3 separate regions of the Homo sapiens genome follow, and all the other regions are linked to region 1. The links are chromatin contacts, found by Hi-C or POLR2A ChIA-PET in ENCODE. All regions are on one chromosome and are shown on one strand. The core of a region is the stretch at or near the end of the contact, and the rest is flanking DNA. Distances in the headings are between cores, read along the strand shown.

Evidence for each region. Hi-C counts contacts between places; a loop is a spot of excess contacts on that map. ChIA-PET counts read pairs that join two places held with the same protein, here RNA polymerase II (POLR2A). Pooled maps may share reads with other maps.
Region 2: a pooled map shows a loop between it and region 1 (2.9-fold over the local background). The contact joins the enhancer-like site here to the promoter of PRRC1 in region 1. A Hi-C loop is called at or near these places in 1 of 168 maps with a recorded cell type or tissue (vagina), 1 of 37 single-sample maps with no recorded cell type and 3 of 50 pooled maps. POLR2A ChIA-PET finds 5 or more read pairs at or near these places in 1 of 52 experiments (activated T-cell).
Region 3: a loop to region 1 is called in a pooled map, with 4 times the contacts of the local background. The contact joins the enhancer-like site here to the promoter of PRRC1 in region 1. A Hi-C loop is called at or near these places in 4 of 50 pooled maps. POLR2A ChIA-PET finds 5 or more read pairs at or near these places in 2 of 52 experiments (GM12878 and T-cell).

Annotation. Positions count from the first base shown.
Region 1 is chr5:127,515,961-127,519,061 of GRCh38, forward strand. PRRC1 (proline rich coiled-coil 1) reads left to right here and starts at 1,680. Exons shown (of 9, transcript NM_130809.5): 1 at 1,680-1,816. RefSeq lists a silencer at 1,548-1,617 and an enhancer at 1,678-1,857.
Region 2 is chr5:126,970,768-126,973,757 of GRCh38, forward strand. All of the region lies in intron 1 of MARCHF3 (membrane associated ring-CH-type finger 3), which reads right to left. Among named protein-coding and RNA genes, the nearest start is that of MARCHF3, 58 kb to the right of the region's middle. RefSeq lists enhancers at 1,697-1,786, 1,807-1,856. Within about 2 kb of position 1,689, at least 9 of the 41 ENCODE cell types and tissues checked have a DNase peak (open chromatin) inside an H3K27ac peak, as active enhancers do.
Region 3 is chr5:126,746,605-126,749,579 of GRCh38, forward strand. No RefSeq gene overlaps it. Among named protein-coding and RNA genes, the nearest start is that of LMNB1-DT, 28 kb to the right of the region's middle. RefSeq lists enhancers at 1,502-1,551, 2,684-2,975. Within about 2 kb of position 1,632, at least 9 of the 41 ENCODE cell types and tissues checked have a DNase peak (open chromatin) inside an H3K27ac peak, as active enhancers do; they include GM12878, where a contact is called at or near this core.

The sequences.
Region 1 (3,101 bases), core at 430-2,929:
TATTATAAAGAACGCTCCCTAGGTATCAAGACCTTGTCTGTCTTGTTCGTTACTGCATTTCCAGTACCAATGCTCAGCACATTGCAGCCACTAATAAATATTTGCTGAAAGGATGGAGAAACCAACATACCTTATAGCTATTAAGGGTGTTGATCAGAGAGGATGAAGATGGTTATCTGTCTTTAGCACCACCCCAAACAGCACGATCCGGACAGTAACCTGGATCTCCACCTACACACATTCTTAGAGGATAGGAGCCACCGCCAAAGAAAACCGCCCATGGTAGTTGCACAGTGAGATCTGAAGTCAGAGTATTGCTACATAGTATTAACTTTTCAGTGAGGTATTTTGGAATGCTTACAACTGTGAAGCTCAAGAGATAGATTAATGTGAAATCTCTAAGTGAGTTCCTGAAAAAAAATTGAGAACAACAAAAACAATTTTTTATATATTTAATGCTAAGCAATTTAAAAAATGTTTTCGGACAGGTGCGGTGGCTCACGCCTGTAATCCCAGCACTTTAGGAGGCCGAGGCGGGCCGAGGTCAGGAGTTCGAGACCAGCCTGGCCAAAATGGTGAAACCCTGTCTCTACTAAAAGTACAAAAATTAGCTGGGTGTGGTGGCCTGTGCCTGTAATCCCAGCTACTCGGGAGGCTGAGGCAGGAGAATCGTTTGAACCCGGGAGGCAGAGGTTGCAGTGAGCCGAGATGGCGCCATTGCACTCCAGCCTGGGCAACAGGGCAAGACACCATCTCAAAAAGACAAAAAGTTTAAAAAATTTTCATATGCTCTATTTTATTTGAGTCTGTCACCTGCCTGATTTAGGGATGGTGGATAGTATTATTCTCAGTTTGCAGGTAGAAATATGAAGACTTATGGAGACTAAGTGACCTGTACAAGGGCAGGCAACTGTACAACTGGCATTAGAGTAGTCTCAGACTCAAATCAAGACTTCTGATTTGAAGTTCCTTATTTTCCTCTATCGCACTCCATTAATTTATTTAATGTACATTATTGAACACCAACTATTTCAGGTACTGTGTTAGGTGCAGCATATAATAAGAAAGTTGATAATCTGTCTATTTTACAATTAAAAAAAGAATGTGCAATACATGCACTTGGGGAAAAATTCAGTACAGTAACTGCTACTCTTCTCCCCTCTCCCTCTTCTCCTAATCCCTCTCTCCTGATATAATCACTGTTATCTGGAAATCTTTGACTATACAGGCTAAGTCCCCTGTATCTGCCGCGAGGTCCTTCCTGGAGGTGCTGACTGGACTAGCTGATGTTGGCTAGATGACCGCCAACCAGATGACCTTGGCTAACTGATCTTATCCCTTGGGCCGCTGTGGCACAGGATGAGTGAGCTACGCCTGGTAACAAGAGTGCCACTCTCGTGTAAGGGGGCTGCGAAGTAGAAAGGAGGCCAGCCCTTTGGAAGATGTTTCTAGAGGGTGTGGGCAGAACCAAGTCTCGGTAGTTAGGAAGATCTTGGCTCCAAAGTTTAACTTGCAGCGTCCCGGCCGGGTTCACAGCGCATGGGACAGGGGGGGCGGGGCGATGCGGAGGCGGAGCGGGGCGATGCGATGCGGGGCGGAGCGGGGCGGGGCGGCGACGCGCGGCGCGGTGCGGCGCGCGGCCGACGTGGCAGCCGCAGGAGCATGCGCCGCCCGTGGCCATCTTGTAGGCGGGGACACGCCGAGGTAACTTCCAGGGTGCGCCTTCGTTGTCTTCTCCAAGCTGTAGTTCTACGTCCCGACCTCCCTATCATACCACACTCTTCAGCGACCACGCAGGCACTTTCCCGGTCCCCAGGTGAGCGCCAGGTGGCTCCGAGGGGCGTGTATGAGGGGGGTGGCATGGCATGGCATGGCTTGCAGGCGCCAGAGCCAGACCCCGAGGGACGGTGTCCCTGGAAGGTGGGCGGGCCGGCCGGCGCCACTGGACGCCGATGTCGTTTGCGAGCCCCCTAGTCCCGTGGTCCAGGCTCAGCTGTGGCGGCGTGCGGGGTGCAGCAGGCAGGAGTGCACATCGCAAGGTGAGCAGTTTCCGCTGGGGATGGCACGGTGGGCGCGGTTCGAGGGTCTCGCCCCGCGACACTTTGCTCCTGTCCAAGGACCAAGGCAGGAGCGCTCTGGCCCCACCTTCCAGGGCGCTGACTTTAGGGGAGACTGGCGGGAGCGCCGGCGGACCTTAGCCCGGCCCTGTCTGGCCTGGAGACGTGGCAGAGCCTGAGGGGAAGCCGCTGTCTCCTGAAACAGGATTTCGGCCGCTCTGGCCCTGGAGAGGCCCAGGAGGCTCGAGAGTCATCACACCAGGACCTGCAATGAAAGGAAGCTTATTTTCCCTGAGGTTACCCCATCGGTGCTTAGCGCCGCTTGGGAGAGTTTTTGCATTCTCTCGTTTCTTTGTTTGGTCTTGGGACCTGCTTCAGGCAAATTTGCAGATAGCACGTTTCCTAGATTGACAGAATTTATAGCCAATAGTGTTTTTGTCATTCGAAGTAGTTATTTTGAGAGACAACATGTGCATTTCTGCGATCGTGACACATCTTGGCATTCAGTCTTTCTCCTGTGCAGCCAGTGTTTAATTCAGTGAAAATTTATAAAATTTTATTTCGGGGTCAGATTAGGCTCTAACTAGCGCTCACTGTTTGGTAGTAGAGACAATCTTGTGGCACGAGTAGGTCAGCAATAATTGCTCTTAATGCTTTAAAGTTTATCAGAGCTTCACTCTTCCATTTCTTGTAAACTTGTAAATAGACATCCACTTTTTTTTTTTTTTTTTAACAGAAAAACCAAGGCACAAGCAAATTGGAACAACAGGGTCTAGCCGGACTGAGAACTCAGTTTTCCAAACCATTTTCTTCACTTTTTCTTTAGTGTTGATATATGAATAGTACTTTTCGTGACAAGACTTGAGCCCTAAAACAGTTACCAACTCTGACACTTCAGTATTGTTTTATCATAATAGGTTTTTTTAGTAGAAGGCACTATGTTTATGCATGTAAAATTTACCTCAGTATTGCCATTACGGCAGTTTTCATATAAAAAGCCATTAAAGACAAAGAAATTGATTATTTATTCCACTTAATGACTTT
Region 2 (2,990 bases), core at 439-2,938, 550 kb before region 1:
CCAGTTTCTTCAAAGGCCAGCCAAAAGCTTCATTTTCCTACTTCCTGTCATTTCCAAAACCACAGCTTAAACCTGAAAAACAAATGGGAAGCTGTGTTCCTGCCTCTTATGATTGCTGCCACTTACAAACCAGCAAGAACAGAGCACAGCAAGCAGAGGAGAGTTCAGTCTTGCTGATGTCACATGAAGCAGAATGAGGACTCTGCTTGTTTGGCTCCTGAGTTTAAAAGATAAGTAGACAATTTATTGTTGGTAGGTTGAGAAAATTCAAGAACAGAGAGAAATCTGACAGTCTGGCCATAAGAAGAAATTTTTGCATTTATGTTCTTATAGCCATACCTGAAGTCAACTAATTACGTTTGGAGAGAAGTAGAATGCTTGCTTTAAGAAGAAAAAACAGGCTAGGGCGCGGTGGCACACACCTGTAATCCCAGCACTTTGGGAGGCCGAGGCGGGCAGATCATGAGGTCAGGAGATCAAGACCATCCTGGCTAGCATGGTGAAACCCTGTCTCTACTAAAAATACAAAAAATTAGCCGGGCGTGGTGGTGGGCACCTGTGGTCCCAGCTGCTCGGGTGGCTGAGGCAGGAAAATGGCATGAACCCGGGAGGCAGAGGTTGCAGTGAGCCGAGGTCGCGCCACTGCACTCCAGCCTGGGTGACAGAGCGAGACTCTGTCTCAAAAAAAAAAAAAAAAAAAGAAAAGAAAAAACAAATGTTCTATGTTGACCCTATCCCCAACATCCTTGCAGCAGGTCTATTGTACCTTAAGCTGTGCTCTAACTTCATTAGCAGGCTCTAGGCCTCTCTCCCAGAGATCACCCATGGGAGGGATCCAGCTTCCTTCACTCAGCAGCTCTTACACTGCTCCCAGGAGGAAGGAAGCATTTTGTTTTAAAGAGACTGCAACACAACCCAAAGGAAAGACAGTTATCTTAGTGTCCATATGTCCACAAGAGGAAAATGTGGGTGTAGCATTTTAATCCCAGTAAGTGACAATTAGTCACTAGGCTTCTAAGAAGTTTGACACTGTTATTCCTCTCCCCCTTTTCTAAATTGCAAGGGTAATACTGCATTTGCACAGAAACCATGCTAACTGGCTAGCTACTTCATTAAATTACCATATGATTCTTATTTTATGGGTACAAAACAGTTGATCTCAGTGAACCGGCAACTTAGAAACTTAGGAGGCAAATTAGAGCAATTACTAATAAATTATACATGTGGTAACTAACAATTTGTCTATCACCTAGAAATATGAGAAAAAACTGCCAGACTCCCTGGCTCTGCAATTCTGAACAAGTCTTTTCATTTTTTTCTTTTCCAAGACCAAAAGCTGTCATTATCCACACCAGTTATACCATTACTCTTGCTGCTTTCACAGAGTCCAACATTTATAATACAAAGTTAGGAGTACAACGAGTGGGATTTGCATTCTGTTTGGAACAGAGTGTTTGACTGCTTAAAATTAAAGAACTAAAAAAAAAAAAAAAAAAAAATTCCCAGAACCTCAAATCACCCCCTAAAAACCAGGAAGTGAGATTCATGTTAGCTTTCCCTAAGTAAGTTTATGGAAGAGATAATGGCAAGAGGTAGGGGCAAAGTATCTGTTCATTCATAATCACTACTGTGCTTCGTTTCTGGGCAAGGTAGTCTGATGAAATTAAAGGAAGTTCTGTGTTACAAGTCATGTGCTTTTATGGGGGAGGAGGTGAGATGAGGTCAATTAACAAGATATGATCTTTCTCTTCTCTCCCTGCTTGTCTCACCCAGGCCTCGGGTGTGCCATTCAACATGAAAGGTGTTGATGCCATTCATTAATTGAGGGTCAGATTCCTCTATCAGCATATTCCTCCCATCTGAGACTGCCTTACCTCCATCCACTTCCACCCCCAACAGGTTTCATTTTCTGCAGCTGCTGTCAAGAGCTACGTGGAGGAAGAGAGTGGTTTTAACAACTGCATGCTCAAATTTATTCTCACTGGCCTCTTGTTTGAAGGAAGTCCAATGTCTAGACCCTGGATGTTGAAACAGGATGTAAAAAAAACACCAAAAAAACCCTGTATATTTGAGAGAGTTTTGAAACCCATCCCAAATACACTCCAGCAATGGAGAAAAATTTGATTTTGGCATAATTTATATACCACATTTCTCCCCGTACCCAACAAAAGTGTATGCTAATGTCTCTATATCACATGATATATCAGTTTAAAATATTCTTTCTCTTTGCCTTTGTTCGTAGTCTCATTTCCACTTTTACTTAAAATTTTAATATCTTCTCCCCAGGTTCTTTATTTATTTTTGCTATATGCCTGAATATAAGACCTAATTCCATGTCACCAATATCTCCCTTGAGAAGCACTGATGTTAAGTAGAATAAAATGTAATCAACACTCATTGTTTCCTACCAGGACAACAGTAGGGTTTAAAACAAAACCAACCTCGTTATGAATTCCAAACGCCCTTCTAAATAACTCTGGGTGCCATTTCACAACCTGACCTGCATAGTTCCTTTAGGCTGCTGTGGGAGTTGTGACTATCCTGTGTCCACGTTTGCATGCTAGGTTGCACTAACCCAGTAAACACATTCTGTATCAGCCTGCAGTTTGTGGAGGTCCGAGCACAACGCATGGAATTCCACCTCTCTGGGGTTCCTGCCAGGTGGAGCAATCCAGAAGTATAGCTTCCACCTGTAGGGGAGGCGCCTGCAAACCTGGCAGCTCTGAGGTCACACTGCTCTTAATTCAGACCACATCTGAGCTCACCTAGCTAGATGCTAAAGCAGACAATTGCAGAAGTGCAGAGGGTGGCAGAGAGAATTTGGGGGCAATGATCCTCAACTCTCACATTCCTTTTGACTAAAATGCATTGTAATGACTCTACCTACTTCAGTAGTGCTAGGAAAGAGATGTGGATTACTGCCTCTGTGCAATGATAAAGCAGTAAGTTATCCGTATTAGTAAGAACATATATACGTTTTTGTAGTTCAT
Region 3 (2,975 bases), core at 382-2,881, 770 kb before region 1:
TTGTTTTGTTTTGTTTTTTGTTAGGCTGCAAGGGAGAAAAACAAAACAAAATGAAACAAAACCTTTCCTCTTAGGTTTAGTAACTGGGGCCTGCAAATTAAACTCACAAAAGACATTAACAGTAGCAAAGGCATACGTTACTTTATTCTCTTTGTTTTCTGTTGCTTAGAGCAGAACACTGGAAACTGGATAATATATAGACAAAAAATATTTATTTTTTGTTTTTGTTTTTGAGACAGAGTTTCACTCTTGTTGCCCAGGCTGGAGTGTGGTGGCGCGATCTTGGCTCACTGCAACCTCCACCTCCCGGGTTCAAGCAATTCTCCTGCCTCAGCCTCCCAAGCACCTGGGACTACAGGTGCGTGCCACCATGCCCAGCTAATTTTTGTATTTTAGTAGAGATGGAGTTTCACCATATTGGCCAGGCTGGTCTCCAACTCCTGACCTCGTGATCCACCCGCCTCAGCCTCCCAAAGTGCTGGGATTACAGCCGTAAGCCACCGTGCTCCGCCAACAAAAAATATTTCTTACAGTTATGGAAGCTGAGAAGTCCAAGGTCAGAGGGCTGCACTTGGTGAGGGCCTTCTTGCTGGTGGAGACTCTCTACAGAGTGACAAGGCAGTGTAGGGCATTGCATGGTGATGGGGCTGGGCATGCTAGCTCAGATCCTCCTCTTCTTATAAAGCTACCAGTCCCATTACCACACTATCCCACTAATTCATTATTCACCTCTTAAAGGTCCCACCTGTCAGTATTACCACGTTGAAAATTAAATTTCTTTTCTTTTTTAAATTTTTTTGAGATGGAGTCTCCCTCTGTCGTCCAGGCTGGAGTGCAGTGGCGTGGTCTTGGCTCATGCAATCTCTGCCTCCTCGGTTCAAGCTATTCTCCTGCCTCAGCCTCCAGAGTAGCTGGGATTATAGGTGTGCACCACCATGCCTGGCTAATTTTTGTATTTTTACTAGAGATGGGGTTTCACCATGTTGGCCAGGCTGGTATTGAACCCCTGACCTCAGGTGATCCACCTGCCTCAGCCTCCCAAAGTGCTGGGATTACAGGTGTGAGCCACCACACCTGGCCTGAAAATTAAATTTCAACATGAGTTTTGGAGGGGACAAATATTCAAATCATAGCATTTATTAATGTTAACATTTGTATGTGCACGGGGACTTTACAGAAATAAAGTGGAAACCCAAAGAGGTAGTTAGACCCAAGGGCTTATATACCATTTTAATGAAAAGCAATAACTGGTGGAGAAGTGACCAGACAGAGGAAAAAGAGTTTGGCCTTCTAAAAGTGGTAAATGGCAGGAAGGTGACCAGGAAATGTATAGTAGATAAGTGTCGTTTAGTAAGCCTTGTTATGCAAATAAGAGTCATTTTCCTCTCTCTGATATAGAAAAGGAAAACACCTTTAGAAGGAGGATTTTATGCCCTGCTTTTAGGCAGAAAGTGGGAGGACACGGAGTTCTTCCTTCATGTGCTGCTTCCTAATTGCCATCAGCTCAAAATCATCTTTATGCGGAAGTGGCATATTTGGGGGTGGCAGATTCTGATCTCCTTCAGTACCTTGAGGATTTCGTCTTGGGTCTAAAAACAGCAGGGGGCAAAAAGCCTGGCAGCTTTGATGAGAGTTTTAGTTGACTCATCATCCAACTGAAAAGAGTGGGGGTGGTGACTATTTAGGAACCCTGTGTAGGTGGAAGTGGTTGGTTTGTCGTTGTGTCTGACTCTTGCTCAGGCTTCACAGTCAGAGTAGGTTCTACTTCTCACTTGAGGCCCGCCCCCAGATCCCCAGCCCACCAGGATTTCCCTTCAGTGGCGCTTGCATTGAAGGCTACTTCTTTGGCTCCAAGCACAAAACCCAGGGATTTTTAGTGGGTTGTGGTTCTTTTTCTTTTCTTTCTTTCTTTCTCTCTCTTCTTTCTTTCTTTCTTTCTTTCTTTCTTTCTTTCTTTCTTTCTTTCTTTCTTTCTTTTTCTTTCTCTTTCTTTCTTTCTCTCCTTCCTTCCTTTCTTTTCTTTCTTCCCTCCCCCTCTCCCTCCCTCTTTCTTTTTTTATTTATTTCTTTCTTTCTCTCTCTTTTTCTTTCTCTTTCTTTCTTTCTCTCCTTCCTTTCTTCCTTCCCTTTCTTTCTTCCCTCCCTCCCTCCCTTCTTTCTTTCTCTTTCTTTTTCCTTCCTTCCTTCCTTTCTTCCCTCCCTCTCTCCTTCCTTCCTTTTTCTTTCTTTCTTTCTTTCTTTCTTTCTTTCTTTCTTTCTTTCTTTCTTTCTTTCTTCTTTCTTTCTTCCTTTCTTTCTTTTTTCTTTCTTTCTTTCCTTCCTTCCTTCCATCCTTCCTTCCTTCCTTTCTTTTCTTTCTTCCCTCCCTCTCTCCTTTCTTTCTTTCTCTTTCAGTCTTTCTTTACATTCGTTCTTTCTTTCTTCCTTTTTGAGACGGAGTCTCGCCCTGTGGCCCAGGCTGGAGTGCAATGGTGTAGTCTTGGCTCACTGCAACCTCTGCCTATCGGGTACAAGCAATTCTGCCTCAGTCTCCCGAGTACCTGGGATTACAGGTGCGCACCACCACGCTCCGCTAATTTTTTGTATCTTTAGTAGAGACGGGGTTTCACCATGTTGGCCAGGCTGGTCTCGAACTCCTGACCTCGTGATCTGCCCGCTTTGGCCCCCCAAAGTGTTGGGATTACAGGCCTGAGCCACCGCGCCTGGCTTTTTTCTTTTTTAAAATTTATTTTGATTTTTTATAGATACGCGGTCTTTCTATATTGCCAAAATTCTTGAGCTCAAGCAATCCACCCACCTCAGCCACCCAAAGTGTCGGAATTACAGGCATAAGCCACCAGGCCCACCCTGGTTGTTTTAAAAAATATATTCCTTGTTCAGTCTCCACAACTTCACTGTAGACTCTGTATTTGAAATATCTTTGTTTTTTCTTAACATACTACTTTTTATTTAATTTGACAAATATATGTTAAATA